2 separate regions of the Homo sapiens genome follow, and region 1 is linked to region 2. Evidence: chromatin loops called from intact Hi-C (ENCODE). Cell type or tissue: MCF 10A. All regions are shown on one strand. Links, peaks and the distances in the headings refer to the core of each region. The heading gives the core; the rest is flanking DNA.

The links. Hi-C counts contacts between places; a loop is a spot of excess contacts. Peaks named below come from ENCODE experiments on the same cell type or tissue, not always from the same donor. Only the 100,000 strongest peaks of a DNase experiment are listed, where the experiment ranks them.
Region 1: a loop joins it to region 2, with 14 times the contacts of the local background. A loop is called at or near these places in 2 of 110 quality-filtered maps.

The regions. Positions count from the first base shown.
Region 1 is chr18:12,383,020-12,399,315 of GRCh38, forward strand. No RefSeq gene overlaps it. Among named protein-coding and RNA genes, the nearest start is that of AFG3L2, 14 kb to the left of the region's middle. In MCF 10A, for the core only: CTCF peaks have their summits at 8,806 and 11,607 (motif pointing right); a DNase peak (open chromatin) is centred at 8,842.
Region 2 is chr18:12,737,498-12,753,793 of GRCh38, forward strand. LINC01882 (long intergenic non-protein coding RNA 1882) reads right to left here and starts at 11,925. Exons shown (of 2, transcript NR_110763.1): 1 at 11,797-11,925; 2 at 1,989-2,433. RefSeq lists an enhancer at 12,863-12,982. In MCF 10A, for the core only: a CTCF peak has its summit at 6,841 (motif pointing right); DNase peaks (open chromatin) are centred at 4,084, 5,144 and 6,794.

The sequences.
Region 1 (16,296 bases), core at 5,087-13,086, 350 kb before region 2:
AGGAGTTCGAGACCAGCTTGACCAACATGGTGAAACCTCATCTCTACTAAAAATACAAAAATTAATTGGGCATGATGGCACACACCTGTAATCCCAGCTACTCACGAGGCTGAGGCAGGAGAATTGCTTGAACCCAGGAGGCAGAGGTTGCAGTGAGCCCGGATTGCGCCACTGCACTCCAGCCTGGGTGACAGAGAGAGACTCAGTCTCAAAAAAAAAAAAAAAAAAAAAAGATAAAAACTCTTATAAGACACAAGGAAGGACATAATATACTGACAAAAGGATCAATTCATCAAGTAGATATAACAATTATAAACATATGCACACCATTCAACAGAGCCCCCAAAATATATGAAGCAAATATTGATAGAATTGAAGGTAGAAATAGATGGTTCTACAATAATAGCTGGAAACTTCAATACACTACTTTTAATAATGGATATAACATTTACACAGAAGATCATTGGGAAATGGAGGACTGTGTGTGTGTGTGTGTGTGTGAGTGTGTGTGTTGTGGTTTTTTTGTTTTTGTTTTTGTTTTTTTGAGATGGAGTTTTGCTCTTGTTGCCCAGGCTGGAGGGCAATGGCGTGATCTCGGCTCACCGCAACCTCCGCCTCCCGGGTTCAAGTGATTCTCCTGCCTCAGCCTCCCGAGTAGCTGGGATTACAGGCATGTGCCACCATGCCCAGCTAATTTTGTATTTTTAGTAGAGACAGGGTTTCTCCATGTTAGTCAGGCTGGTCTTGAACTCCCGACCTCAGGCGATCCACCTGCCTCAGCCTCCCAAAGTTCTGGGATTACAGGCGTGAGCCACTGCAACCGGCCATGTTGTATTTTTAAGTCAGGATCTTGCTCTGTCATCCAGACTGGAATGCAGTGGCACAATCACAGCTCACTGCAACCTTGACCTCCTGGGCTCAAGTAATCCTCCTGCCTCAGCCTCCCAAAGTGCTGAGATTATAGATGTGAGCCACCACACCCAGCTAAACAATACTATAGCTCACACCTGTAATCCCAGCACTTTCAGAGGCTGAGGCAGGCAGATCACTTGAGTTCAGGAGTTCAAAACCAGCCTGGCCAACATGGTGAAACTTTGTCTCTACTAAAAATAAAAAAATTAGCCAGGCATGGTGGCGCATGCCTGTAGTCCCAGTTACTTGAGAGGCTGAGGCAGAAGGATTGCTTGAGCACAGGAGGAAGAGCTTGTAGTGAGCAGAGAGCATGCAACTGCACTCCAGCCTGAGCAAAGGGAGTGAAACCCTGTCTCAAAAAAAATAAAATAAAATAAACCATAAACCAACTAGACCTACAAGACGTATATGCAGAGCTCCTCCCAACAACAGAATACACATTCTTCTCAAGTGCACAGGAAACATTCTCTGGGATAGACCATATGATAGGCCACAAAACAAGTCTCAATAGATTTAAAAAGACTGAAATCATGCAAACTATCTTCTCTGACCACATTGGAATGAAGTTAAAAATCAATAACAAGAGGAAAACTGGAAAACTCACAAATATGTGGCTGTGAAACAACACACCCTCAAATAGCCAATGACTGAGAGAAGAAATCACAAGGAAAATTAGAGAATACTGCGAGACAAAGGAGAATAAAAACACAATATGCTGAAACTTATGGATGCAGTGAAGGCAGTTCTCAAACAGAAATTTATAGCTGTAAATAGCTACATTTTAAAAAGAAGAAAGATCTCAAATCAATAACTTTACACCTTGAGGGAATAGAAAAAGAACGAACTAAACTCAAAGCTAGATGAAGGAAAAAAATAATAAAGATTAGAGCAGAGATAAATAAAATAGAAAAGAGGAAAAGCAATCGAGAAAATTAACAAAAACAGGAGTTGGTTCTTAAAAAGATAAATAGGCCGGGCCCAGTGGCTCACATCTGTAATGCCAGCACTTTGGGAAGCCGAGGCAGGCAGATCATGAGGTCAGGAGTTTGAGACCAGCCTGACCAATGTGATGAAACCCTGTCTCTACTAAAAATACAAAAATGAGCCAGGCATGGTGACACGCACCTGTAATCCAAGCTACTCAGGAGGCTGAGGCAGGAGAATCTCCTGAACCCGGTAGGTGGAGGTTGCAATGAGCCGAGATCTCGCTATTGCACTCCAGCCTGGGTGACAGAGCAAGACTCCATCTAAAAAAAAAGGAGATCATGTCTAGCTATATTGCCCAGGCCAGAGTGCAGTGATATGACCATAGCTTACACAAGCCTTAAACTCCCAGGTTCCAGTGATCCTCCTGCCTCAGCCTCCCAAGTAGCTGGGACTATAGGCATTTGCCACCATGCCTAGCTCTAATCCTTTTCCTGTAAAAGGTCAATAGTAGTTACCCCACTTTTATTTCTGATTTTAGATATTTGCAACTTCTCCCTGTTTTCTTTGTCAGTCTAGTTAAAGATTTGTCAACTTTGGCCGAGTGCGGTGGCTCATGCCTGTAATCCCAGCATTTTGGGAGGCCAAGGCAGGTGGATCACGAGGTCAGGAAATTGAGACCACCCTGGCTAACACAGTGAAACCCTGTATCTACTAAAAATACAAAAAAATTAGCCAGGCGTGGTGGCGGGCGCCTGTAGTCCCAGCTATTTGGGAGGCTGAGGCAGGAGAATGGTGTGAACCCGGGAGGCGGAGCTCGCAGTGAGCTGAGATCGCGCCACCGCACTCCAGCCTGGACTACAGAACGAGACTCCATCTCAATAAATAAATAAATAAGTTTTGTCAATTTTATTTATCTTTTTTTTTTGAGATGGAGTCTTGCTGCTCTGTCACCCAGGCTGGAGTGCAGTGGCACAATCTCAGCTCACTGCAACCTCTGCCTCCTGGGTTCAAGCCATTCTCCTGACTCAGCCTGTAATCCCAGCACTTTGGGAATCCGAGGCGGGCTGATCACGAGGTCAGGAGTTCGAGACCGGCCTGGCCAATATGGTGAAACCCCGTCTCTACTAAAAAAATATAAAAATTAGTTGGGCATGGTGGTGCACGCCTGTAGTCCCAGCTACTTGGGAGGCTGAAACAGGAGAATCTCTTGAACCTGGGAGGTGGAGGTTGCAGTGAACGGAGATCATGCCACTGCACACTCTAGCCTGGGCAACAGAGTGAGACTTCATCTTAAAAAAAGAAATTTAAGAAGACTTAAATAAGTGAAAGGGTATTCCATGTTAGTGGATTGGAAAACAATATTGTTAAGATAGCAAAACTGCCCAAAGCCATCTACAGATTCAGTGCAGTCACAACTCTAAGTGCCTGCCTGCTTGCTTGTTTTCTTTATCTTTCTTTCTTTCTTTCTTTTCTTTCTTTCTTCCTTCCTTCCTTCCATCCATCCTTCCTTCCTTCCTTTCTTTTTCTTTTTGCAGACATGAAAATGCAATCTTCAAATTCATATGGAATTGCAAAGGGCCCCAAATACAACCTTGAAAAAGAATACAGTTGTAGGATTCATACTTCTCATTTACAAAACTTCATAAAATCAAAACTGTAGGTATTGGCATAAGGACAGACATATAGACGTACAGAATATAATTAAGAATCCAGAAGTAAATTCATACATGTCAACTAATTTTTGACAAGGATGCAAAGTTCATCTAATAGAGAAAGAATAGTCTTTTCAACAAATGGTTCTAGGAGAACTGGATGCAAAAGAATGAGTTGGAGCCTTACCCCTCACACCATATACGAAATTAGATTGATTTATTTACTTATTTATTTAGAGACAAAGTCTTACTCTGTCACCCAGACTGGAATGTAGTAGTGTGATCATAGCTCACTGCAGCCTCAACCTTTGGGCTGAAGTGATCCTCCCACCTCATCCTCCAAAGTAGCTGGGACTACAGGTGCACACCACTATACCTGGCTAGTTTTTTAAATTTTTTGCAGAAATAGGGTGTCACTATGTTGCTTACACTGGTCTCAAACTCCTGGCCTCAAGCAACCCTCCTACCTCATTCTCTCAAAGAGCTGGGATTATAGGTATGAGCCCCTGCACCCAGCCAAATTGTATATTTAGATGGTTTAAATGACAAATTTATATTGTAAATTTTTAGCACAATAAAAAAGAAAAAAATGCTTCAATTAAAAAAAAAGAAAAGAGGTCAGGTGCGGTGGCTCATGCCTGTAGTCCCAGCATTTTAGGAGACCAAGGCGGGTGGATTGCTTGAGGCCAGGAGTTCAAGACCAACCTGGTCAACATGGCAAAACTCCATCTCTACTAAAAATACAAAAATTAGCCAGGCATGGTGGCGCACATCTGTAGTCCCAGCTACTTGGGAGGCTGAGGCACAAGAATCACTTGAACTTGGGAGACAGAGGTTGAAGTGAGCCAAGATCACGCCACTACACTCTAGCCTCAGCCACGGAGTGAGACTCTGTCTCAAAAAAAACGCCTGTAATCCCAGCACTTTGGGAGGCCGAGGTGGGCGGATCACGAGGTCAGGAGATCGAGACCACGGTGAAACCTCGTCTCTACTAAAAATACAAAAAATTAGCCAGGCGCAGTGGCAGGCGCCTGTAGTCCCAGCTACTCGGGAGGCTGAGGCAGGAGAATGGCATGAACTCGGAAGACGGAGCTTGCAGTGAGCCGAGATCGTGCCACTGCACTCCAGCGACAGAGCGAGACTCCGTCTCAAAAAAAAAAAAAAAAACAAACAAAAAGAAAAGAAAACATGAATGAATCTTGAAAATAGTATGCTACACAAAAAGGCCACATAGTGTGTGAATCAATTTACATAAAATGTCCAAATAGGCAGATCTATAGAGACGGAAGCAGATAGTGGCTATATAGGGTTGATGGAGGGAGGGGAGGGATTGGGAAGGGTGCTAGCTAAGGGTTTCAGGTTTCTTTCCAAGGTGATCAAAATGTCCTAAGATCAATTGTGGTGATGGTTGTACCGCTCTTTGAATGACCTAAAACCATTAATTTCAACATTTTAAATAGATGAACTATATGGTATATAAATGATATCTCATTGAAGCTATTTTTTTAATGGGCAAAGGACTTGAATAGACATGTCCTCGAAGAAGACATACAAATGGCCAACCAGCACATAGAGAGAGGCTCAACATCATTAGCTGTCAATGAAAGTCAAATCAAAACCACGAGATTCCACTTCACACTCTAGGAGGGCTGCAATCAAAAATACTATAGATAGTACAAAATAATATAGATGTATACATAATAAAGATAACAAGTATTATCAAGAGTGTGGAGAAATTGGAACCCTCACGCTAGTAGGTCTATGGAAAACTGTCAATTTTCATAGGTTAAACATAGTCATATGACTCAGCATGTCCACTCCTGGGCATCTTCCCAAGATAATTGAAAGGATATATCCACACAGAAACCTGTACATGTGTTCATAACAAAGGTACATATGCTGTGTTCATAGCAGCATTATTCATGATAGCCAAAAACCAGAAAGGGCCTAAATATGTATCAACTGAATGGATAAAATGAAATGTGGTGTATTATTACAATGGATTATTATTCAGCCATAAAATGAAGACCTGATACATGCTATAGCATGGATAAACCTTGGAAACAAAGAAATCAGACATGAAAGACCACATATTATAAGATTGCATTTATACATATGAAATATGCTGAACAGGCAAATCCATGGAGACGGAAGACGGTGATTAGGGATTGCCAGGGGCTGGGGGGATGGTTGATAGAGTGTGCAAGACTAATGAAGGTGGCTGCCTACAGCAGGCAGGATGGTGTGGACTGTCTGAGCTTCTCGGTGTGTGCTTTTTCACAGTGTTTACCTTATTGAACCATGTGAAAATATTACCTATTCAAATAAAATATAATACAATCTAAGACTATTAAAGGATGTTATTTTTTTCAGTGCTGAGTGAGATTACAAGTACTTTTGAAAAAATAATTTTATGACTATGTATATTTTCCAAATATCTTATAATAAATGTATAATAGTTTTACGAGCAAGAAAATGTAAAATGTTGAAATATAAAAGGTTCAGTATAAGGATGGGGCCAGGTGCAGTGGATTATAGAATCCCAGCACTTTGAGAAGCCAAGTGGGGAGGATGGCCTGAGGCCAGGAGTTTGAGACCAGCCTGGGCAACACAGTGAGATCCCCGTCTGTACAAAAAAATTTAAAAATTAGGCCAGGTGCAGTGGCTCATGCCTGTAATCCCAGCACTTTGGGAAGCTGAGGTGGGCGGATCATTTGAGGTCAGGAGTTCAAGACCAGCCTGGCCAACATGAGGAAACCCCATCCCTACTAAAAATACAAAAATTAGCCAGGCATGGTGGCACGCACCTGTAATCCCAACTACTCTGGAGGCTGAGGCAGGAGAATCACTTGAACCCGGGAGGGGGTGGTTTGCAGTAAGCCAAGATCAAGCTACTGCACTCCAGCCTGGGAGACACAGTGAGATTCTGTCTAAAAAAAAGAAAAAAAAAAAAAACCGCCAGGCACGGTGGCCCATGCCTGTAATCCCAACACTTTGGGAGGCTGAGGCCGGGTGGATCACAAGGTCAGGAGTTCAAGACCAGCCTGGCCAAGATGATGAAATCCGGCCTCTACTAAAAATACAAAAATTAGCCACGCATGGCCAGGCGCGGTGGCTCACGCCTGTAATCCCAGCACTTTGAGAGGCCAAGGCGGGTGGATCACGAGGTCAGGAGATTGAGACCATCCTGGCTGACACAGTGAAACCCTGTCTCTACTAAAAATACAAAAAATTAGCCGGGCGTGGTGGCGGGTGCCTGTAGTCCCAGCCACTCTGGAGGCTGAGGCAGGAGAATGGCATGAACTCGGGAGGCGGAGCTTGCAGTGAGCCGAGATCGCACCACTGCACTCCAGCCTGGGTGACAGAGCGAGACTCCATCTCAAAAAAAAAAATTAAAAATTAAAAATTAGCTCAGTGTGCTGGTACAGGCCTGTAGTTCAAGCTACTCAGGAGGCTGAGGCAGGAGGATTGCCTGAGCCCAGAATTCAAGGCTGCAGTGACCTATGATCACACCATTGCACTCCAGCCTAGGTGACAGAACAAGACTCTGTCTTTCAAAATAAAAAAAAAGTTCAGTATAAATTTTTTTTTCATCAGTGTGGACAGAAACAAAGTTACAAAATGAAAAGTAAAAGTATCTTCATTTCTCATGTTCACATCTTAAAGGTAACTTTCTTTCTTTCTTTCTTTCTTTTTTTTTTTTTTTTTGAGACGGAGTCTCACTGTGTTGCCCAGGCTGGAGTGCAGTGGCCTGATCTCAGCTTACTGCAAGCTTTGCCTCGCAGATTTCAAGCTATTCTCCTGCCTCGGCCTCCCAAGTAGCTGGAATTACAGGTGCTCACCACCATGCCTGGCTAATTTTTTTGTATTTTTAGTAGAGACGGGGTTTCACTGTGTTAGCCAGGATGGTTTCGATCTCCTGACCTCGTGATCCACGCACCTCAGCCTCCCAAAGTGCTGGGATTACAGGCGTGAGCCACCGCGCCCGGACTTTTTTTTTTTTTTTTGACACAGTCTCACTCTGTCGCCCAGGCTGGAGTGCAGTGGCTGATCTCGGCTTACTGCAAGCTTTGCCTCCCAGATTTCAAGCTATTCTCCTGCCTTGGCCTCCCGAGTAGCTGGGATTACAGGCACCTGCCACCATGCCCGGCTAATTTTTGTATTTTTAGTGTTTCACTATGTTGACCAGGCTGGTCTCTAACTCCTGACCTCAGGTGATCCACCTGCCTTGGCCTCCCAAAGTGCTGTGATTATAGGCATGAGCCATGGTGCCTGGCCTTTAAAGGTAAATTTCTAGGTAGTTTTTTCTGTGTGTGTGTGTCCATACATTTTATATGTATTTGCAAGCATATAGAACTAATTTTTAGGCCAGGTGTGGTGGCTGATGCCTGTAATCCCAGCACTTTGGAAATCCAAGGCTGGTGAATTGCTTGAGGCCAGGAGTTTGAGACCAGCCTGGCCAACATGGTAAAACCCAGCCTCTACTGAAAATATAGAAAATTAGCCGGGTGTGGTAGCATGCGCTTGTAGTCCCAGCTACAAGGGAAGCTGAGGCCTGAGAACCACTTCAACCCGGGAAGCAGAGGTTGCAGTTAGCCGAGATGGTGCCACTGCACTCCAGCCTAGGTGACAGAGTAAGACTCTGTCTCAAAACAAACAAACAAAAAAAAAAAAACTTATTTTTACATGAACGAACGTGTACTTTATGCATCTTGATTTTTTCTTTTGTTTAACATATATTTTTGTATGTTAATAACATATAGTTCCCCCAAGGCATTAATAAACTCTATTGTATTCTCTTGTAAAGCTTTAATAGTTTTCTCACCAAGCGTCATTTAGACTAATTCTCATTTCTTTTTATTTCAGAAGCCACCGTGAGCTTTTTTTTTTGAGACAGGGTCTTGCTCTGTCACCCAGACTGGAGTGCAGTGGCACGATCATAGCTCACTGTAGCCTTGAATGCCCAGGCTCAAGCCTCAACTTTCCAAATAGCTGTGACTACAGGCCTGCGCCACCACAGCTGGCTAATTTTTAAATTTTTTGTAACGTTGGAGTTTCACTATACTGCTGAGGCTGGTCTTGAACTCCTGGCTTCAAGTGATCCTCCCATCTTGGCCTCCTAAAGTGCTGGGATTACAGGCATGAGCCCACGCACCCAGCCAATTATTCTTATTGGTACATGCATATATACACATGTGCCAGCTTCCATTCAGAGGATGGTTTCCTAGTAGAGAGATTGCCTGGTAAACATTAGTTTTTAGAAAATAATTTGTGTTTTGTGGCTAGGGCTTGGGCTCGCTACCCAGAGTTGTGCTGCATACGGTTCCCCACTAGGCGTCAGGAGAGCCCTATACATCTCTAGACAACGCCGTGCATTTCCAGAAAACCTTCAGATGTGTTCACAAGGCTGGTCTGGATTTTTCAAAAAATAATTTTTCTATTGTTCATAGTTCATCTCCACGAACAACCTAATGCTGTGTTTTCTATAAAGTGAAGCTGACATAATCTTTTCCAGTGGTGGTCTTGGTTTGTGCTACTGTTCCTGGCAATGGGCCTCAGGTAAAGGAATAGAAAAGACACAATGCCCAGTTGCTATTTTCCAGATGATAATGAGTAAAACCATGAATGATGTCACTGATGCCAGGGTGCTACCAATGCACGTTTCATGAATGACAACTGCAGAACATTTAGAAGATTCTTTATCACCCTTTTACTAGGTAGTGATCAAATATTTTTCTAAAAGAGTTGACCACAATGGTATACTCAAATCATAAAGTTTCTAGATTTTTCCCAATTGTGTCTTCTTGTAAAAAAATGTGATGATTGCTTTGGTACACCAAACTCCTTGTCATAAGCCATCTTTTGAGTACAGTACCGCAATCCCAGAAGGCATTATGTGAGAAGGCATTTGAAAGCTGAGAAGGAAATGGTTTGTTAGGAACCTAGTGAGAAGCTCTGTAAGCTAGATTGGATAGAATTAAAGTACCCAGAAATAGAAGTAAGGAGGAGAACATAAGATGTGTATTGAAAAGACTTACTTCAGCAATTTTTTTTTTTTTTTTTGAGACGGAGTTTTTTGAGACAGAGTTTCGGTCTCAGCTCACTGCAACCTCCGCCTCCTGGGTTCAAATGATTCTCCTGCCTCAGCCTCCCAAGTAGCTGGGATTACAGGCACCCACCACCACGCTCGGCTAATTTTTTGTATTTTTATTAGAGACGGGGTTTCACCATGTTGGCCAGGCTGCTCTCGAACTCCTGACCTCAGGTGATCCACATGCCTCAGCCTCCCAAAGTGCTGGGATTACAGGCATGAGCCACCACATCTGGCCTTACTTCAGCAATTCTATGTAGGTGTTGAAAAGAGGAAACATACCACAGAAAGTAAAAGGGATGTGCTCCTGTTTTTTCAGAGACAGAGTCTCACTTGTTGGCCAGGCTGCAGTGCAGTGGTGTGATCATAGCTCACCATAACCTTGAACTCCTGGGCTCAAGTGATCCTCCCACCTCAGACTCCTGAGCATCTGGGACAACATGCTCACAGCACCACACCGAGCTAATTGTTCTATTTAAAACAATTTTTTTTTTTTTTTGGCCAGGCACAGTGGCTCACGCCTGTAACCCCAGCACTTTGGGAGGCCGAGGTGGGAGGATCGCCTGAGGTCAAGAGATTGAGACCATCCTGGCCAACATGGTGAAACCCTGTCTGTACTTAAAAAATACAAGAATTAGCTGGGCGTGGTAACAGGCACCTATAGTCCCATCTACTCAGGAGGCTGAGGCAGGAGAATTGCTTGAACCCAGGAGGCAGAGGTTGCAGTGAGCTGAGATCACACCTCTGCACTCCAGCCTGGTGACAGAGTGAGACTTCGTCTCAAAAAAAAAAAAAATTTTTTTTTTTTTTTAGAAATGAGGTCTGGCTATGCTGTCCAAGCTGGTCTCAAACTCCTGGCCTCAAGCTATTCTCCTCCCTCAGCTTCCTGAAGCACTATGATTATAGGGATGAGCCACCATGCCTGTCCTGCTCTGTTTTAATAATATACTGGTACATCTTGTCCATTTGAGTCTCAAGATGTTTGTGAATTTAGTAAGAGAACATGTCCTTGGATTCCAGCAGTATTCTATAAGTTCTTAGAATAGCTAGGTGCTGGCAGGTAGCTAGGCACTAGTAGGTAGCTACTTCTGCAACTTGCTCTGACAACGTGGCAGGTCGAAGTCTCTGTAAATAAGATCTTTACTACCATTGTATTTGAGGATCAGCGAAACATTACAGCCTTAGTTTTGTTATAGTCCTGGGGTAATAGATGAGGCAAATATCCATGACAAATTGGAAAGAAACATCCCCTCAGAATCTTCTTACCTATTGGGAGAATGGTTTTCTCTCTAAGTTAAAACAAACTTTCTGATACAGTAGTTTTCAAACTTATTTATTTTTAGCAGCAGTCTTTTGTAAAAATGAAAATTTGACATGGACTTTCAGTGTATAGAATCTGAATATATACAAACAAAAAGTAGGACCACTGCTTGAAAAACTCCTCGGTTTACCCCCGAGCTGGTCAATAAGGTCATAGGGCTTCCCGGACTCGGCTTGAAACACACTAGACTAGACGGCTCTGTCAGTAATTACACTAGACAGAGCCCCCGCTGCCCCATGGCCAAGCCACTCCCAGTTTACAACCCCCTAGGAGTCACCCTTGACTCACTGAACAAGCAATGTTCAAGTGACTACTGTTTGCCACCACCTGGGTTAGACCCTGGGTACACAGAGATGAAGGAGGCTCAGGTCTCATCCTTGAGGAGCTCAGAGTCCATGCAGAACTACTTTCTAAACTTTAGGGAGCATTGTAATTGCCTGGGCTGCTCATTAATATGTATTATTTCTGGTTTTCACCCCAGAAATGCCCATTCAAAAGGTAAGGGGTGGAGCCTAGAAAGTTGCATCTTTAATATGCATTAACCTAGTGGGAGAAACACAAACATAAACAAGTGCAGTAATGAGGAACCAATGTGCTGGGTGTGAACGGAGGCAGCGGGAGGATTGCAGGATGACAGAGGGGCGTGAGAGGCACCCAGGCGGGCATTATGAGGCCTGGAGGGCATGCCAGCAGAGGGAGCCCCAAGGGGCAAATCCCAACTGCCTAGCTGTTAAAGTCTTCCAGAGGAGTGAGCCACAGCCAGGGCTGAAGGGGCCGCACAGTAGGGCTGGTCATACAACAGCAACCTGAGAGGAGCTCGCTCACATCGTGCACTGCCTCGCATCACTGTGCTAAGGACTTCACACTTATTCTCCTTTCATTCTCACAAGTCCCACCACATAGTGCTACTAATATTCCCACTTCATGAATGATGTTGACATTTAGCGAGATTAAGTGACTTGCAGAAGGGAAACCAGGACTGGAACCCAGGTTTGTTCCTTTCCAAACCCATGTCTTCAACTATTAAATCCTATTTCATCTTTTTTTTTTTTTTTTTTTTTTTTTTTGAGACGGAGTCTCGCTCTGTTGCCAGGCTGGAGTGCAGTGCCGTGGTCTCAGCTCACTGCAACCTCTGCCTCCTGGGTTCAAGCGATTCTCCTGCCTCAGCCTCCCAAGTAGCTGGGATTACAGGCACGTGCCACCACACCCGGCTAATTTTTTTGTATTTTTAGTAGAGATGGGGTTTCACCATGTTGGTCAAGCTGGTCTTGAACTCCTGACCTCGTGATCTGCCTGCCTCGGCTTCCCAAAGTGCTGGAATTATAGGCGTGAGCCACAGTGCCAGACTTTTTTTTTTTTTTTTTTGAGACTGAGTCTTGCTCTGTCACCCAGGTGGAGTGCAATGGCATGATCTCAGCTCACTGCAGTCTCAGCCTCCCAGGTTCAAGCAATTCTCCTGCCTCAGCCTCCCAAGTGGCTGGGACTGCAGACATGCCCCACCATGCCCAGCTAATTTTTGTATTTTTAGTAGAGACAGGGTTTTGCCATATTGGCCAGGCTGGTCTTGAACTCCTGACCTCAGGCAATCCACCCTCCTTGGCCTCCAAAAGTGCTGGGATTACAGGCATGAGCCACTGAGCCCAGCCCCTATTGCCTCTTAAAGGATGTAGACAAGGGAATGGACCAAAACAATCTGTAAGAGGTAAATTCCAGAGGACTTGATGATTGGTTGGCTGTAAGGAGTGAGCAGTCATTCCCTATTCTCCAGCCTGGGGTGCCTGAGTGATGCCACTGACCTGAACAGTGCCTCCTGGAAGAGGAGCGTGCTGAGGAAGGAAGGCTCTGGTAGCTGCCTAGGGAATGGCCTGCAGGTAGCTGGATGTGTGGGAATGAAGGTTGGGTAGAAATCTGATATAGAGATATTGGTTTGGGAATCAGTGGAAACTGTGAAACTCAATGAGTTCACTCACAGAGAGAGGCCTTGAGTGAGAAGAACAGAAGAATGGAGGAGAAGTAGAGTGTGCAAAGGAGGCAGCGAAAGGGAGTGTCATGGAAGCCAAGGGAGTGGAGTTTCAGCAAGAGTCACCTGAGTTCAAGTGACGTAGAGAGGTCCAGAAAGATGAGGGCTGAACAGTATCCACTGGATTGGCACGTTTGATGGTTGACGACCTTAAGGAGACAAGTTTCAGGAGCCCGTTACAGCACGTCGCAGAAGAACTAAGTAGGAACAACAGCAAGCTGGAGAGAGCAAGCATGGACCATTCTTTTGAATGGCTTGAATGAGAAGTGAGGGCAAAAATTGCAGGACATGACAGGGAGTGGAGCAGCCTGGAAGACAGACTCCCAGTGCTTCTCTGCACGGGTTGGCATTTGCCACCATAAACTGCTAGGATGGCGAGAGTAATCCATCCTTTGCCTTGTGAAAATGGGCTTTTGCAACCAGGCAGATGACTGTGGTTCTCAAGCCAAAGAAATGGAGAAGAGGCATCGCAGCAAGGGACGAATTTTTCTTCAGAATTCTCCATTTCCTGGAAGTCTTCATTCCTAATTCCCACACCTGCTGGTGACAAGACACAGTCCTGATTTCCCTGCCTGAGAGGCTCAGCCGGGGACCTCAGGGACAGCTGCATCCTGGTGTCCTTCCGCCAGCCAACAGGTGGCCACCTGCCCTTCTGGGTGGCATCTTTCCAGTTCTACAGAAACTATAAAACTGCAACAACAACAAAGGGACTGCTGGGCGTCGCTGAGTCAGACCCGTGTGTCACCTGGCCGCCCGCACCCCCATGCCTGCCTGCGAGGGCCTTTCTGGGCTGCTGTCCAGAGCGCATGCGCCGCCCTGCTGCGACCTCTCCGCAAGGGCTGCAGGGTGGGCCAGGTGCGTCTCTGCTGGAGCGCTCTTCTAAAAAAGGGCATGGCTCCACTTACTATTTACTTAAAAACAATGCATCTTTTTCTGTTGGAGTGGTGGGCGATTGGGGATTGCTCCTTTGTTTCCCACAAACAGAAGCAAGGGCCGAGAGGGGGAGTTCTCCTTCTTTTTTCTTTTTTTTTTTTCGAGACGGAGTCTCGCTCTGCTGCCCAGGCTGGAGTGCAGTGGCGCGATCTCTGCTCACTGCAAGCTCCGCCTCCCGGGTTCACGCCATTCTCCTGCCTCAGCCTCCCGAGTAGCTGGAACTACAGGCGCCCGCCACCAGGCCTGGCTAATTTTTTGTATTTTTAGTAGAGACGGGGTTTCACCATGTTAGCCAGGATGTTCTTGATCTCCTGACCTCGTGATCCGCCCGCCTCGGCCTCCCAAAGTGCTGGGATTACAGGCGTGAGCCACAGCGCCCAGCCTCTTTATTATTTATTTATTTTTTTTAAGTCAAAAAGACTTGGCCATATTTATAATCAAGGGTGGGATGCAGGGTGGAAGAAACCGAAATTTGAGTAGAGAAGACTTGCAGAGCAGATTCCCCCACCACCCCGGGCCCCGCGGAGAGTTGGGGAGGTAGGCGTCATCTGAGGACAGAGGGCAGTGTGGGGAGCTTGGTCTGGGTCCAGATCGTGACAGCATCTCCTGCAGATGGGATATTTGCCCTGTGTCTGACACTGTGTCAGTACTCACTACCACCTGTGGGCCGTCCAAGGCCATGAATGAGGGGTGACCCAGTGTGGGCCCCAGCAGCCGCACTCCAGAGCCTGTGCCCTTAACCAGCACAAATCAACATACAGCTCCACCGTATCTAACCAAAGGGCCCAAAGGCAATAGAGATCACACTTCTTGGATTAATTTTCTCTACGTGGCAAGCAGCAAAGTCATCAACCCAGAGAGAGAGGGAACGCGAACTGACAAGGAGGTGCGGGGAGCATGGTCCGGGTTGGGGGAGGGTGATGACCAAGGATGAATGTATTACCCTTAGGGACCTGGATAAAACAAGATACCTGGAATGTCTTCTTTGACAATCGGTAAGATCCTGCCCTTTCTCCAGTAGCACAGAGTCATTTGGGCTCCTACCAGAGAGGGCCGACTGCAGCACGGAGGGACAGAATGGAGGGACCGGAGGCGGGAGCAGCTCAGATTAGCCCTGATGAGGTGCAGGACAGGTAGGATGGGCAGGACAGGAGGGCCGGGAGTAGGAGCTAATGGAGTGTTTGGGGGCTGGGGGTGGCTATGAGGTTGAAGAGCAGGTGCCACCTGAGTGAGGTGGCAAAGAGGGAAGGACTGGAGACTGTGCTCAGAGGATGGGGGACCAGTGAGGGCTTAAAGATACATATACATTCAGATGGGATTCAACAATGCAGCCATTTATAATAAAAAACCACGACCGAGGCTAAGGAGGGTCGCTGGTGGGCTGAGTTGCTCTAGACTGAATGTTTGTGTTCCCCAATTTCATATGTCAAAGCCTAATTCCCAGTGTGGTGGTATTGGGAGGTGGGGCATTTAGGAGGGGATCAGGTCGTGAGGGTGGAGCCTTATGAACAGGATGACTGCCCTTATAAAAGGGACCCCAGGGAGCTCCCTAACCCCTTCTGCCACGTGAGAACGCAGCAAGAAAACACCATCTAAGAACCAGGAAGCCGGCCCTCACCAAACACCAAATCCACCAGGGACTTGATCTCCCCCACCTCCAGCACTCTGAGAAATGATTGATGTTTAAACACATTTATGCCTGAAGTTGCAATTTTTTGAATTTTTGCTATCAGACCTTGGTAATAACTTTGAGCAGTAGGATATAAATAGCTCCCACATGCTTAGCGTTCCGATAATGGAATACTAGGCGTAAATGGGTTTAAGCTGCCCAGTTTGCGGGATTTTGTTGTGGCAGCCAGGGCAGACTATGAGGGAGTGGCTATGTCCTTGAGAACTGTTCCTTTACTCTCTCTTTCTTCCTTCCTTCCTTCCTTTCTTTCTTCTCTTTTCTCTTTCTTCTTTCTTTTTTTCTTTCTTTCTTGCTTTTTTAAAATTTCTTTCTCTCCTTCTTTCTTCTTTCTTTCTTTCTTTTTTTGTTTTTGATGGACTCTCACTCTGTCACCCAGATTGGAGTGCACTAGGGCGATCTTGGCTCACTGTAACCTCTGACTCTTGGGTTCAAGTGATTCTCCTGCCTCAGCCTCCCAAGTAACTGGGATTACAGGTGCCTGCCACCACTCCTGGCTAAATTTTTGTATTTTTAGTAGAGATGGGGTTTCGCCATGTTGCCCAGGTTGGTCTCAAACTCCCGGCCCCAGGTAATCCGCCCACCTCAGCCTCCCAAAGTGCTGGGATTACAGGCATAAGCCATCATGCCTGGCTTTACGTTTTCTTTCTTGCTGGTGATTTTTACCCTCCTGCTGGCATTGAGATGGCCACACCAGTTCCAGAAGCTAAACAATGGAGAAGACTTGCTCTTTGGACCAAGGGTCTTTTTCCT
Region 2 (16,296 bases), core at 3,235-11,234:
CTCACACCAGAAAAAAACACCATTTACACAATAAACTGAACCTGAACAAGAAACAGAACATGGTGCTTCCGCCGTGAACAAAATCCGCAAGCGAACCCGCTTTCCTTTCCCGGGCTGTTCGAAAAAGATACAGCTAGAGAAATGGGGGCACTGTGGGCGGCCTGTGGGGGACGGGCTGGAGCTGCGGGGCCCGGGCTGAGCCCTTCCAGCCTTTTAACTGCAGGATGTAAAATCTAAGGAAATGTATAGAACTTCAGTTTCTCCCAACCGTCCACAACCTCAACTCTTGAGACCACCAAATGTCTGTTAGGAAACGCAGAAGAGAGTCCTTCAAATGAGCTACACCCAGGTTCAGAGCGCAGAACCAACAGTGTGACTGGGGCATGGAGGTAAATTCTAACACATAATTGGAGGGGAATTTCACAAAAACAAAATCCTGTGAAGTAAACACGCACATGCAAGCTTGTGCAAGTGCGCACGCGCGTACACACACACACACACACACACACACACACACACACGCAAACACAGTCAACATTCAACGTGAAGAGTTCCCTTTTCTTTCTTGAAGGTTGATTTTTACAAGCTCCGACAAGGAAAGAGTCCCATGCGGTGGCCGGTGGGGCCAAGACCTCAGGATGAAAAGGCCGCAGCTGCTCTGCCCTCACCCACTCTGGAGGCCAGCCCTGGTAGAAGCATGGGGGTGGGGGTCCTAAAACACTTCGTCAGCGTTCCTGGAGCCTCCGCCAAGCTTCCCACGTGCCCCGTGTGTGTCCCTCACATCACAAAAACCTGTCCAGCCGCCCAAGGGCCTGGGTAAATTTTCATATGACTTTGGAGGCAAGGGACGGACGTGTGGCAATGATGCTATTAGGAATGAATGGGGGCCCCAGGCGAGGCTTCCTCATCCCCTACAACCCTCTACCGAGGTCATCTAGGTAGCCACACCTCAGGACAGGGGCCCATCTTGATGGAACAGCTGCCTCTGCTTGCTGGAAAACACAGCAGGCAGGCCGTGTCCTCCCTCCTGAGTCCTAAGGTGTTTACTGGGCACTGTGATTTCCAGTCATGCTGGGAACACTCAGGCCTGCAGGACAGCCCTGTGCAGATACCCAGGCATTGTTAACACAAGAGAATTCCACATCCATGCTGACCCTGTCTGCCCGAGGAGAGCCATCTTGTGCACACACAAAGCAGGCAGCTGTGTTTTCCATGTGGACCGTGTGAGAACTGGAATGAGAACTAAATTTAAACCATTCTTATTGGTCCCAGGCTTATTATACAATATATTCATTTCAATTGTCCTGAATACATACTTTTGTTTTTTTCCTGAGATGGGGTCTCACTCTGTCACCCAGGCCGGAGTGCAGGATGCCTCAGCATCCTGAGTAGCTGGGATTACAGGCGCCCGCCAGCACGCCTGGCTAAGTTTGTATTTTTAGTAGAGACAGGGTTTCACCATGTTGGCCAGGCTGGTCTCGAACTCCCGGCCTCAAGCAATCTGCCCGCCTTGGCCCCCTAAAGTGCTGGGATTACAGGTGTGAGCCACCTCGCCTGGTCCTGAGTGCATATTTTAGAGAATAAAATCACCCAACTGCCCAGCAGATACATGAGGATGAGTGAGGTTAAAGAGGACACAAGCTGTTTCTTAGATATTAATGTCAAATAAAAGGTTAGTTATCGGCTGGGCGCAGTGGCTCACGCCTATAATCCCAGCACTTTGGGAGGCCGAGGCGGGTGGATCACCTGAGGTCAGGAGTTCAAGACCAGCCTGGCCAACATGGTGAAACCCCATCTCTACTAAAAATACAAAAATTAGCCGGGCGTGGTGGCGGGTGCCTGTCATCCCAGCTACTCGAGAGGCTGAGGCAGGAGAATCTCTTGAACCTGGGTGGCGGAGGTTGCAGTGAGCCGAGATGGAGCCACTGCACTTCAACCTGGGCGATAGAGCGAGACTTTGTCTCAAACAAACAAACAAAAAAAGCTCCTGGATTCACATAACTAGAATCCTTTATTTCCCTAGAATAGATGGCCTGCATTCCATTTTTAGGAGAAAGACAGAAGAAACAGTTGTCAGAGATTTAGTTAAGGCAACCCTGCCTTAACTGTCCTGGAGTCCGTGTGGGAACAGCTCGGGCTCCAGGCCTTCAGCACTTCACTTCGTTTGCTCTGTGGAGAGAACTAAAGATTGGACTGAAGAGCCTCTTCCAGAATATTCAATTCTTAAAAACAAAGTCTGACTATCTTCAGCATACTCTACTTAATTTGTCAGGATGGCTTTCAGAAAATTCTTCAAAAACAAGAGCATTCTCTTATTAGTATTGGATGAGTCCTCGGGAATGAGTGTTCGTGGGGGACTGATCTGAGGAGAACAGGCTGCCTACTTGGCCTTTCATTGTACTTCCCCAGCCGTGTGTCCATCTTCCTGCATTCCTAAAAAGAGAAAGGGATGATTTCAGATCTAAACTGTGCACTTTTTCTTTTTAATTTTACAATTTGCATACCATAAATTTATCATTTGTAAATACAAAACTCAGTGGTTTTGTTTTAGTATATTCAGAGTTGTGCAACCATTACCACAATCAATTTTATATTTTTTATCTCAGAAAAAAAAAACCAAAACTCCTTACTCATTAACCTGGTAAACTTCATTTATTTATTTATTTTGAGATGGAGTCTCGCTCTGTTGCTCAGGCTGGAGTGCAGTGGCGTGATCTCGGCTCACTGCAACCTCCACCTCCTGGGTTCAAGTGATTCTCCTGCCTCAGCCTCCTGAGTAGCTGGGATTACAGGCATGCACCACCACGCCTGGCTAATTTTTGTATTTTTAGTAGAGACGGGGTTTCACCATGTTGGCCAGCCTGGTCTCAAACTTCTGACCTCAAGTGATCTGCTGGGCTTGGCCTCCCAAAGTGCTGGGATTACAGGCGTGAGCCACCACACCTGGCCTAGCTTGTAAACTTTATAAGCTGTTATAAAACTCTTCTCCCCTCCCCAACCCCTGCCAACAACAAATCTACTCTCTGACACCATGTATTTGCTTATTCTGAGCAATTCATAGAAAAGAAGTGATGGAATATGTGGCTTTTTGTGGCTGGCTTCTTTCACTGAGCGCATTTTCAAGTTCCATCCATGTCGTAGCCCATGTCAGCACTTCATTCCTCTTTTCTGCCAAAGAATATTCCATTTATGGATATAGCATAATTTGTTTATCCATTCTTCAGCTGATGGACATTTGAGTTGTTTCTACTTTTTAGCTATTATGAATAAGGCTGCTATGAACATTTCTGTCTATGTTCTTATGTGACCATATGCTTTTATTTGTCTTAGATGCTATATTAGGCTGGGCTCTCCAGAGAACAAAAACAGGACTTACAGGACACACACACACACACACACACAGAGTATATACACACACATACATATAGGTGCATGTGTATACACATATATACAGTATACACACACATGATTTACTATCAGGAATTGGCTTGTGTGATTATGGAGGCTGAGAAGTCCAAGATCTTCAATCAGCAAACTAGAGACTCAGGAGAGCCAGTGCTGTAAGTTCTAGTCCAAGTCCATGGGCTGAAAACCAGGAGAGCCAGTGCTGTAAGTTCCAGTCTGAGTCTGATTCTTATTTTTCTTTTTTGTTTTGTTTTTTGTTTGTTTGTTTGAGACAAGGTCTCACTGTGTCACTCAGGCTGGGGCCATCACAGCTCGCTGCAGCCTCGAACTCCTGGGCTCAAGCGACCCTCCTGCCTCAGCTTCCTGAGTAACTGGGACTACACGGGTTCGCCATCACCTTTTTTGTTCTTTGCAGGCCTTCAATGGGTTGAATGAGGCCCGCTGGCTTTGGAGAAGGCAACCCGTTTTGCTCTGTGTACTGATTCAAACATGAGTCTCATCCAGAAACACCCACAAAGACAGCCAGAAACATGTTTAACCAAACATCTGGGCCCCTTGGGGCCCACGTATGTTGACACAAAATTAATCATCACAGCTACACTCCTAGGAGTGGAATTGATGGACCACATGATAACCCTATGCTTCACTTTTTGAAAACCTGCCAAACTATTTTTCTACAGTGGCGGCACCATTTGACCTTATCGCCAGCGATGCCTGAGGGCTCTAATTTCCCCATACCTTGCCATGCCATCCTGCTGGGATGTGGCATCTCTTTGTGGTGAGAAGTGGCGTCTCTTTATCTCTTTGTAATTTTGATTTACATCTTTCTAAAGACTAAGAATGTTGAGCATCTTTTCATGTGCTTGTTAGCCATTTGTATATCTTCTTTGGAGAAATGTCTATTCAGATGCTATGTTTGTTTTTTTTTTTTTTGAGACAGAGTCTCTCTCTGTCACCCAGGCTGGAGTGCAGTGGCGTGATCTCGGCTCACTGCAAGCTCTGCCTCCCAGGTTCATGCCATTCTCTTGCTTCAGCCTCCCGAGTAGCTGGGACTACAGGCGCCCGCCACGCCCGGCTATATTTTTTGTGTTTTTAGTAGAGACGGGGTTTCACCGTGTTAGCCAGGATGGTCTTGATCTCCTGATCTCGTGATCCGCCCCCCTTCGGCCTCCAAAAGTGCTGGGATTACAGGCGTGAGCCACCGCGCCCTGCCCTATGCCCATTTTTTAATTGGGTTACTTATCTTTTTACTTTTAAGTTGTAAGAATTCTTTTTACCTTCTGGATAATAGAATCTTATCAGATACATAATTTTCAAGTATTTCTCCCACTCTGTGGCTTGTCTTTTTATTTTCTTGATAGTATCCTTTGGTGCACAAAAGTTTAAAATCTACAATGGACCTTTTTATTATTATTATTATTATTTTCAGACAGTCTTGCTCTGTTGCCCAGGCTGTAGTGCAGTGGCACAATCTTGGCTCACTGCAGCCTCCGCCTCCCAGGTTCAAGCAATTCTCCTGCCTCAGCCTCCCGCGTAGCTGGGATTATAGGCGTCTACCATCACACCAGCTAATTTTTGTATTTTTAGTAGAGACGGGTTTCACCATGTTGGCCAGGCTGGTCTTGAACTCCTGACCTCAAATGATCTGCCTGCCTCGGCCTCCCAAAGGGTTGGGATTTCAGGCGTGAGCCACCGTGCCCAGCTACAATAGATCTTTGAGTTGAGTAATACAAGCCCTGCTTCCTTTCCCCTAAAGAAGCTTGAGTCAAACCTACATTACTCATTAATGCATTAATGTGAGCACATTCTTTTGATATTGAGTCCATAAGAGAATATGTGCCTAGGAATTCACAGAAATCTAGCAGCTTGGACTTCCCCACACTGTAGAAATGGGGTTTGAGGAACTTCATTTCAGCACAGGTCAAGGGGCTCCAAATGAGTTTGGGTTATGCCACTATTAAGGAGATATTATTCACTATTATTCATTGCAAATATTGTTTACTACTTTTATTGTAATAACACACTAGTTTAGCTAAATTTTGGATAAGATAGACTTTTGAGAAGCACAACTTAAGAAGCACATTTAAAGCATTATGCCTATGGCATGATGTTTCAAGTTCTAAATAACCACATAATAGAAACACGCAATCCACAGAGAAATTGGGAACTTCCTACATATGATTTCATTAGTTATCTCAGTAATTAGTTTGGCAGATTTTGAGTAACCAAATTTTCATCTTTGCAATATATGTTTCTTTTCTTTTCTTTTCTTTTCTTTTTTTTTGAGACACAGTTTCACTCTGTTGCCCAAGTTGGAGTGCAGTGGCGTGATCTCGGGTCACTGCAACCTCCGTCCCCTGTGTTTAAGTGATTCTCGTCACTCAGCCTCCCAAGTAAGTAGCTGGGATTACAGGTGCCCTCCACCACTCCCAGCTAATTTTGGTATTTTTAGTAGAGACGGGGTTTTGCCATGTTGGCCAGGCTGGTCTCAAACTCCTGACCTCAAGTGATCTGCCTGCCTCGGCCTCCCAAATTGCTGGGATTACAGGTGGAGCCACTGTGCCCGCCCTGCAATATTTGTTTCTTAGGGAATAAACTCTTAACTAAATAACTGTTAAAAGCAGATAATGAGTATGTTAAAAATAATAATTGAAATGAGATTCTTTTCATTGAAAGAAAATACTTTTATGTTCTAATTTTTTACCAGACTTTAAACACTTTTTCTTGATAAATAGAATCAATTTCTAATTATAAGCCTGAGGCTGGTGTGGTGGCTCACACCTGTAATCCAGTACTTTGGAAGACCAAGGTGGGAGGATCGCTTGAGACCAGAAGTCCTAGACCAGCCTGGGCAACACGGTGAGACCTATCTCTACAAAAAGTAAAATGAAATTAAAAATTAGCTGGACATGGTTGTGCATGCCTGTAATCCTTAGCTACTTGGGAGGCTGAGATGGGAGGATCACTTGAGCCCAGGAGTTCAACGTTATAGCAAGACTCTGGCTCAAAAAAAGAAAGAGAGCAAGAGAGATGCATGCATGCTTATTATAAGATATTCAGAAAATATAGTTCAAAAGAATATATAAAAATAATACAAATATCACCCATAATCCTTATAGCCAGAGTTAAAAATTGTTAACCTTCTGGTGTGATACTACCCAAACTTTTGAAAATACATATATAAATGCATATATATGCATTTTAAAAAAATTACATAGAATTGTGTATGTTGCTTTTGAAAATTATTTAATTATATAAGTGATGAATACAGTCCCACTATAAACTGCTTCCTAGCTGGTCCTTCCTACCCTATGCCCCTCCTCCTGAGTGACCCATTTCCAGTTTGCTGAACGCTCTCTGACTTTTCTGTGAATCACAGTATGAAAGAATATGGCATGTCCAGCTTCCTATTAAACCTTCCAGTAGAGGGAACTGTTTGACTATCTTCTCTTTTGATGCATAAGTTCTATTTCTTTTTTCTTTATGAAAGTCTAAGCATTTTGTATGTTATTTCCACAATGCAGAACGGTATATCAGATTATAAAGTTAACTCTACTGAGTAGTTTCTAACCTAAATAAGATTTTTACATCTTATATTCCCTCTTCCACCTTTTCATTGGTTTTTGTTTTCTTTGACCTTGAGATGACATGGTTTTTAAAGGATATTGTATATTCGTAGGGAAAAAAATCATTACTGCTGGCAGAAATATAATTGTCTCTTTCCTTTGAGAAAAGGTAAATCAGGTAAAAGGAAATAAGAGGTGAGGACGAAGCTTAATTTATCTGGCAGCAATTCAATTTAAAATTCTAAACAGATTAAAACTATACTGAAACAAACAAAATGACCCTTTTTTTCTGACACGGAGTTTTGCTTTTGTTGCCCAGGCTGGAGTGCAAAGGCACGATCTTGGCTCACTGCAACCTCCACCTCCCAGGTTCAAGCGATTCTCCTGCCTCAGCCTCCTGAGTAGCTGGGATTACAGACACCCGCCACCAGGCCCGGCTAATTTTTGTATTTTTAGTAGAGATGGGGTTTCACCATGTTGGCCAGGCTGGTCTCGAACTCCTGACCTCAGGTGATCCACCCACCTTGGTTCCCCTCAAAGTGCCGTGATTACAGGCGTGAGCCACCGCACCCAGCCGACAATTTTTTTAAAGTTTCTTTGAATGGAGATGCTTTGTATTTAGATGCTCTGAAAATATTTGTTTTTCCAAGATAATAAATTCTGTGAATATAAGTATTTTCAATAATATTTTCTGTAAATTTTATATATGTATATATACTCTTTTTTAAAAAAAATTCCATAGCAGTTCTTAATTAAGAGAGCTCAGCAAAACCCGCCGGCATCTTCGGTCCATTGTGATGATGCAGTGGTGGTTTTGTTCTCACAGCTGTTAGCAATTTGCATATTAACTAAAATACCCTGAAATGGTGTAGTTAGGCAATGAAATATCCTAGTTATGAGAGTTTTCCAAATAACTGATACTCATTTAAATGCCAACACTTTTCATTTTTAACCACTGGAAGGAAATCTCTCTCAAGAGATTCAGCTTCTAAAGCAGGGGATATTGAAACCTATGTTTTGTTATTATTGACTGTGTTGTATTTTAATCCCTATGGGATTGTCTGTGTGCTCTTTGATCAGTTTTTCTCTCCCTAGCTGGCGAAGTGTGTTTGCACAGTGCCTGTATGTATCACTTGCTTAATGAATATGTGATGAATAAATGAATGACGATGACGAGACTGCTGCTCTCCAACTGTCATTTTGCATGTAGCAGCAGGTCCTGCTACTTGGCCATTCAAGCCCCGTATTCTCCCAGCTCCCCTCCCCTCCTGAGTCCCCCACCTCTTAGTTTGTCACATATAATCTGCTATGTGGAAAACCAAAATAGCCAAGTGTATTTATTAAAATTGTATTAAGAGTTAATGAAGAGTGGAGCTCAAAATGGGGACCTAAGAAACTTGGCCTTAGGAGCCTCTGTCAGCCATGACTGTTTCTAAAATAGATCATCCTTCTGAAGCAGACAGTCCAAGACTGGGCATTGCTTTTTGAAATGTGTGTGTAACTTATCTACAAGGATATCGTAAGCAAGGCATTAGGCTGGCTGTGATGGCTCACACCTGTAATCCCAGCACTTTGAGAGAGCCCAAGGTAGGAGGGTCATTTGAGCCCAGGAGTTCAAGGCCAGCCTGGGCAACATGACGAGACCCTGTCTCTACAAAAAATACAAAATATTCGCAAAGTGTGGTGGTGTACAACTGTAGTCCCAGCTACCCAGGAGGCTGAGGTGGGAGGATCACCTGAGCCTGGTGCCACTTCCAAGCATCTCCTGAATGTGACCATGTCTTATCATTGTCACTGTCGCCTGGTCTAAGCCACCATCATCTCTTATCAGAATTGTCTCCTGGCCCTGGCTCCCCTCTGGTCTCCTGTGGGGGACCTCGAAAGCTAGAGTTGCCTGGAAAGGAGGGGGTGATGGAGCCTGCAAATCTGGTCCCTGCAGGGTGGCCACTGGACAGACACAGGGTGAGGGGGGTGGAGAGAGACCCAGGGCCGCCAGCAGACACAGGAGGCTCGGGCCCTGCATTGCACGCCTGAATGTGGTCATTTGCTGCATAGTGTGGGATTTTTCAATGTATAAAGTGTCATCCTCAGTCAGACTGTCATTGCTTTAATTTCTTATAAAACGTGTGCTATGCATTTGAAGTGCACAAGACCATTTCCCGCTTAATACTGGGAAGACTGGGCTGGGCGGGTGGCTCACGCCTGTAATTCTAGCACTTTGGGAGGCCGAGGTGGGCGGATTGCTTGAGGCTAGGAGTTCGAGACCATCCTTGCTAAAACAGTGAAACCCCATCTCTACTAAAAATACAAAAAATTAGCTGGGTGTGGTGGCGGGCGCCTGTAATCCCAGCTACTCGGGAGGCTGAGGCAGGAGAATGGTGTGAACCCAGGAGGCGGGGATTGCAGTGAACCAAGATCAAGCCACTGCACTCCAGCCTGGGTGACAGAGCCAGACTCCGTCTCAAAAAAACAAAACAAAACAAAAAAACAAAAAACAAAAAAAACTGGGAAGATTGTTACTTTACAGGACATGCCCGGCATTCACGTGTGTGGTGGGAAGGGAGAAGTTGTGGAAAGAAAGGTGGACTCCATTCACAATGATGACATCCCTGAGAGGGTGAATGGGGGCAGCCAGGGTGGCAAAAGGACCTGCCGAGGAAGCGGCCGGCATCTGTGACCCCGTGGCCTGTGCTGCTAGAACAGGCACACGCCTGGCCGCCATCCACCAGCAGATGGTTCTTATTTAAATTCGGTGACAATGGCTGGGCGTGGTGGCTCACGCCTGTAATCCCAGCACTTTGGGAGGCCGAGGCAGGTGGATCACCTGAGGTCAGGGGTTTGAGACAAGCCTGGCCAACATGGTGAAACCCAGTCTCTACTAAAAATACTAAAATTAGCCTGTGTGGTGGTGGGCGCCTGTAATCCCAGCTACTTGGGAGGCTGAGGCAGGAGAATTGTTTGAACCTGGGAGGTGGAGGTTACAGCGAGCCGAGACAGTGCCACTGCACTCCAGCCTGGGCAACAGAGTGAAACTCTGTCTCAAAAATAAATCAATAAATAAAGTCAGTGACAGTGGCACATGTCACACAATATAAATGTGCACACACACACTGCCTCAGAGTTTAAATGTAAGATGAGGCCAGGTGCCGTAGATCACGCCTGTAATCCCAGCACTAGGGGAGGCCGAGGTGGGTGGATTGCTTGAGCCCAGGAGTTTGAGACCAGCCTGGGCAACATAGCAAGACCCCATCTCTACAAAAATTAGTCAGGCGTGGTGGTGCACTGGTAGTCCCAGATACTCGGGAGGCTGAGGTGGGAGGGTCACTTGAGCCCGGGAGGTCCTAGCTGCAGCGAGCTGAGATTGCACCACTGCACTCCAGACTGGGCAAAACAGTGAGACCCTCTCTCTCAAAAAAATAAAAAAATAAAAAATAAGTAAATAAATTTAAGATGATACACTGAGTTTCCAGTAGGTAGGCATCTTTGAAGGCTATTTTGTTCTGTGCTGAATGACCAGTGTTTGAAACTAAATTTGACATGCTGAGTGGCCATTCTTCACTGAGCTTTTATTTGGGGGGAAAATAATTAGTGGTTCCTGAACAGAGGCCAGCACTGTGGTTTCTTCCAGCAGCTCTTCATTCCCACCCCAGAATGGTTTCCCACTTCCCTTCAACTGCAAAATGACTCCTCCTGGTACAGCTGTGGCCGGGATCTCCCCAACCAGACCATCCTTCTCACTGTCAGGACTTTTAGAAAAATAGATAAATTCAGGCAGATGAGTTTCAACAGAGAGAAACTCTTACTTTTCAATATCTCTCTTTACAGTATTTGGCATTTTAAACATATTTTGGTCTTGAGAGAAATTTGAAGATAATAATTATTCAGCACATATTGACTGAGCACCTACTACGTGACAGACATGGTTCTAGGCACTGCAGACCCCTGCCCTCTTGAGGAGCTTACATTTTAGACAGGTGATAAACAAGCATGGGGAAAGTGTGCTCTGGTGACTGTAGCTAATAACAGCGGATAGTATAATTGAAAATTGCTAAGAGTAGGTCGGGTGTGGTGGCTTACGCCTGCAATCCCAGCACTTTGGGAGGCCGAGGCGGGCGGATCACCTGAGGTCAGGAGTTTGAGACTAGCCTGGCCAACATGGTGAAACCCTGTCTCTACTAAAAATAGAGAAAAATTAGCCAGGCATGGTGAGGGGTGCCTGTAATGCCAACTACAGGGGAGGCTGAGGCAGGAGAATCGCTTGAACCCAAGAGGCGGAGGTTGCAGTGAACCAAGAACACGCCACTGTACTCCAGCCTGGGCGACAAGAGTGAGACTCTGTCTCAAAAAACAAAACCCCAAAAAAAACAAACAAGAAAATTGCTAAGAGTAGTGTTGAAGGGTTCTCACCACACAAAAATGGTAAGTATGTGAGGCTGCAATGTTATTAGCTTGATTTCATAATTCAACAATGAATACATATTTTAAAACATAATGTTATGCACCATAAATACATATAATATTTGTTTATCAAAAAAAGGTACTCTGCATACCGTGTTGAAAAGTAACCTGGAAAAAGCAGATTAGTTTGGGATAGTCACCAGTGTCAGCTTGTTTTTCTTTTTTTGGTCACTTTCTTGCTCAGCGATCTCTGATGCTTCCTTTAGTTTGTCCCTCAGCCTTTGGGTCTGCACCCAGCCTCCCCTCCAAGCTCCACTGGGATCAGCTGTTTGCCTAAACTCCCCTCAGGCCTGGTTCTCCTGTCTTCCACCCTCCCTTCCAGCCCCAGCCCTTGCTCCCGTTTCTGCACTCTTGGAATCACTCTCACCTCGGGCGTGGTGGCTGCTTCCTGAAGTCTCTGGAGACACACAGTGGTGCACACGCTGGCCCTCTGGACTCGCTGGTGTCGGTCGCCTGCCCCGTGGCCACATCTCCTCGGATGCCGCTTCAAGGTCGCTGAGCTGCGTATGAACTATTTCCCCATCCACATCATCTCCTAGGGGGACAGTCACCTCCAGGATTTACCTCAGCTGCTCTCCATGGACACGATAGGCTCTCAGAAAAAGTTCTTTTGTTGATGAAATGGAAGAGAACCCATTAAGTAGACACACTCATACACAGCTTCTAAATAGATCTACCAGACCTCGTCCCCTGCTCTTAGAAGAGATAAACAAGTAAAAATTAATGCTTATTTTGTCATTCTATCTACCAGACATCAGTTTTTTGTTTTTTGGTTTTTGGGGTTTTTGTTTTTGTTTTTTTGAGACAGAGTTGCGCTCTGTCACCTAGACTGGAGTGCATTGGTGTTATCTCGGCTCACTACAGCCTCCACCTCCCGGGTTCAGGTGATTGTCCTGCCTCGGCCTCCCAAGTAGCTGGGATTACAGGCGCCCACTATCACGTCTGGCTAATTTTTTGTATTTTCAGTAGAGATAGGGTTTCGCCATGTTGGCCAGGCTGGTCTCGAACTCCTGGCCTCAAGTGATCCACCTGTCTCGGCCTCCCAAAGTGCTGGGATTACAGGTGTGAGACACCGCGCCCAGCCTCACTCAAATCTCTATCATGATAAACAGCATCGCTGGCTGTCAGACAAGCTCGTGACTTTGCACAGCCATCCCAAGGCCGTGGCAAGGACTCGGAATGTGGTGAAGACAGTGGAGATCCAGAGAAGCTCTTCTTTTCCAAGAGGCAGTGAATGTGAACAGACATGTTTAAGAACCTTTCCCCCGGGGGTTGCTTTTTCAGTGACTGCACCCTCAAATGCCACAGAGAAGAAACCGCAAAAGGCACAGGTGTCTTGGCAGAGTCAACAGCCTGCTCTGGGAACCCGGGGGTTTGCTCGAGGGAGGGCAGCCACAGGGGCCATCTGTTGTGAACGCTACTCACTTGAAACTGCTCTGAACTTGAACACAAAAGCTGAATACAACCAAAGCACCAACCGACAAGGCTGTTTAAAAAAAAAAAAGTTAAAAATGATCATTTGGAAGCCTGCTGGAGCCAAGAGGACAAAGAATGAGGTCAGATGCCAAGGTCAACAGAGCAGTGCCGCCATCATTCCGATACCCTGAGTCAGGCACAGCTGAAGCTTCTGCAGACGACACATGAAATCCTTGAGACTTTGTCAGTTTAACCCACATTCAAGGCCATGCCCAAGCGAAATCGTGAAGAGACAAAGTCGCCCTTGGTGGCTGCAGTGTCCACATCTGCCTGTCATACTCTGGTTCCCTGAAACCTTCCATCTTCTTTACCTTCTAAGTCTCAGGAAAACACGTGATACCAACAGTGGATGTAAATAGAGTTATGGCTTAGTTCAGGAGAATCTGGAGCTGGGAATTGGGAGTAAAACACGAAACCTTAGGCTTGGGAGCTCAGGGAAAGGTCTCACGATAAAGGACTTAGACTTGGCACCAGGTGGAGGAGGTGTCACGTGAGGCATGGGACAGAGACCTGGGCCCCTAAGGCTGCTCCCAGGGATTCTCCCTCTGTCTCCACTTGGGTCCTTCATCCTCCTTCCCAGCCAGTGCTGGCCTTGGGCCTCCCACCTCGGCGGTGCTTCTTGCTGCCTGCACTGGTAGGTGGGTGGAGAAGAGAATGAGAGCCCACACTCACCCAGATGTGCCAGTGCCATGTGTGCCTGATTAGGACAAATAACTGAAAATGGTTCGCCAACCTTGCAGCAGCTTGCGCTGGAAGAAGCAAAGCCCAGGACGGCGCCCTTGCTCTGCCCTGAGAGAATGTGCTTGGCCCACCACTCAGGAGCATGTGGACAAGGCTGTGTCCCCGGAGCGCAGACCGGGATTCACCCGCACTGCTCCAGCACCAGCAGCCAGAGACCACCAGCAAGTGCACACAGAGGGGTCTTCAGCCTGGGGGTGAATACACGCAACATGCATGGGTGAAGCATGGCTGACTCCAAACTCCAGAAGCTACCATCACACTTCTGTGTGCTGCACTGTAACTGTGTGCCTGTGTGTGTGCATGCGTGCACACGTGTGTACGTATAGTATAGCATGGTATAGTATTGTATATAGTCAGTTAACTCCTTGGTTGCAAATGACAGTTGATGTCCAAATGACTTAAGATAACACACAAAAAATTGACCAATAACACTACAGGGATGCAATTTAGCTTCAGACACAACTGGATCGGGGGGCTCTAATGATGTCCTCAGGACCTGGACCCTCTCCAGTGGTTAGTGCTCCCCTCATTGGGACTGGACACAGTTCCGGGCTGTCTCCACTGGGCGGATCCCAGCAACACCAGGCTGACACCTTCCCAGCCTCACATCTGGGGCAAATGCTCCCCTTCTCCAAGGTACCTGAAAAAACTCGGGAACTCAGGCAATATCCTAAACTAACAACCACATCTGGAATTGGTCACATAATGCACCTGACAGACGGGGATCAGAGGACACCAGCTCACCCAAAATGCATATGCTGGGGGTGTATGAGGAGAATAAAGAACTGTACCAGGAAGCTGCAGCTATGATGCCAGGAAGGCAGAAACACTGGAGGCCCGCCATGAAGGCCCAGCTCTACATGCTGCCAAGAGAGGTTCTGCTTTTAATATCTGCTTCCAGTTGAAGGCATCCCATCTCTCCTAGGACTGCTCCTTCCTGCTGGCTGACATGAGGATGCATGTGACACTGGCCATCTGGTGACCTCAGCAGGCTTGGGCCTCAGGGTGCGTCCAGGCTGCTGAGGATGGAGTTGGAGACAGAGCAAATCGAGGTCCCCGTGTCAGCCCTGGGGCTGGGTTATACTCACCTTGGAGCCTGCCCTACTTCTGGAGTCTTTCTTATGATTTAACTAGATTTATATCAAGTTGTCTGTGACTCACAACCAAGAGCATCCTAACTGATACATCTATCATCAGAAAGGCAAGGGAAAAAAACACGTTACTTTTTAAAACTGTATTTTTTTTTTTTTTTTTTTTTGAGATGGAATCTCACTCTATCACCCAGGCTGGAGTGCAGTGGCGCGATCTCGGCTCACTGCAAGCTCCGCCTCCCGGGTTCACGCCATTCTCCTGCCTCAGCCTCCCGAGTAGCTGGGACTACACGCGCCTGCCACCACACCTGGCTAATTTTTTGTATTTTTAGTAGAGACGGAGTTTCACTGTTAGCCAGGATGGTCTTGATCTCCTGACCTCGTGATCTGCCCACCTCGGCCTCCCAAAGTGTTGGGATTACAGGCATAAGCCACTGCACCTGGCCATCATTTTTAAATGATAAATTTTTCTGAGCCTGAATATCTAGCTGTGTCTCCAACATGACCATTTGTTTCAGGGTACTCTGCAAGTTGTCCTGATTTTTCTCAGCTCATTAATGTAAATATTTAGAGCAATCTTGAGCTCTGAAAATAAAATAACTCAGTCATAACTTAAAAGCCATGTGTTTACAATGGAGAGATCAGCTCCCGTGGCCCTACATGAGTGCTTTAACGTTGTCAATCTTGGACAACCAGGAATAATGTGCATTGAATAGAATGCCATGGGCAGTTGACAGCATCACTCCTGAAGACTGGCCATACGGGGTTAACCTGAGTCTAAGAAAGATTTTAGATCTAAATTCTAACATGTGGGAAACACAGGGGATGGAGGAGTTAACATCACAAGGAAACAATCAGATACATCTCAAAGGTGGAACATTTTATAGGACAATAAGTGTACTAAGCCAGCTCGGGCTGTTGTAGAAAGATGCCACAGACTGGGCGGCTCACACAGTCTCACAGCCCTGGAGCCTGGAAGCCTAAGACAGAGCTGCCATCAGGGCTGGTTTCTGATGAGGCCTCTGTTTCAGGCTTGCAGATGGCTGCCCTCTTGCTATGTCCTCAGTGTGTGCAAGTGGGAGAAGTTTGGGGACTAGGTCTGATGTCCCTTTTCTTCTTTTCTTTTCTTTTCTTTTTTTTTTTTAATTTGAATGAAATTTTTAGGGCCAGGCACAGTGGCTCGTACCTGTAATTCCAGCACTTTGGGAGGCTGAGGTGAGAGGATCACTTGAGCCGAGGAGTTTGAGACCAGCCTGGACAACATGGCGAGACCCCATCTCTACAAAAAGTTTAAAAATTAGTGGGGCATGGTGGCACACACAAGTGGTCCTAGGTACCCAGAAGGCTGAGGTGGGAGGATCGCCTGAGCTCAAGAGGTGGAGGGTGCAGTGAGCTGTTTGAACGGCTGCACTCCAGGCTGTGTGACAAAGTAAGACCCTGTGTCTAAAAAATAATAATTATATATATTACTATAAATATAACACTATATATATATATATATATTTTTTTTTTTTTTTTTTTTTTTTTTAGAGACAAGGTCTCACCCAGGCTGGAGTGCA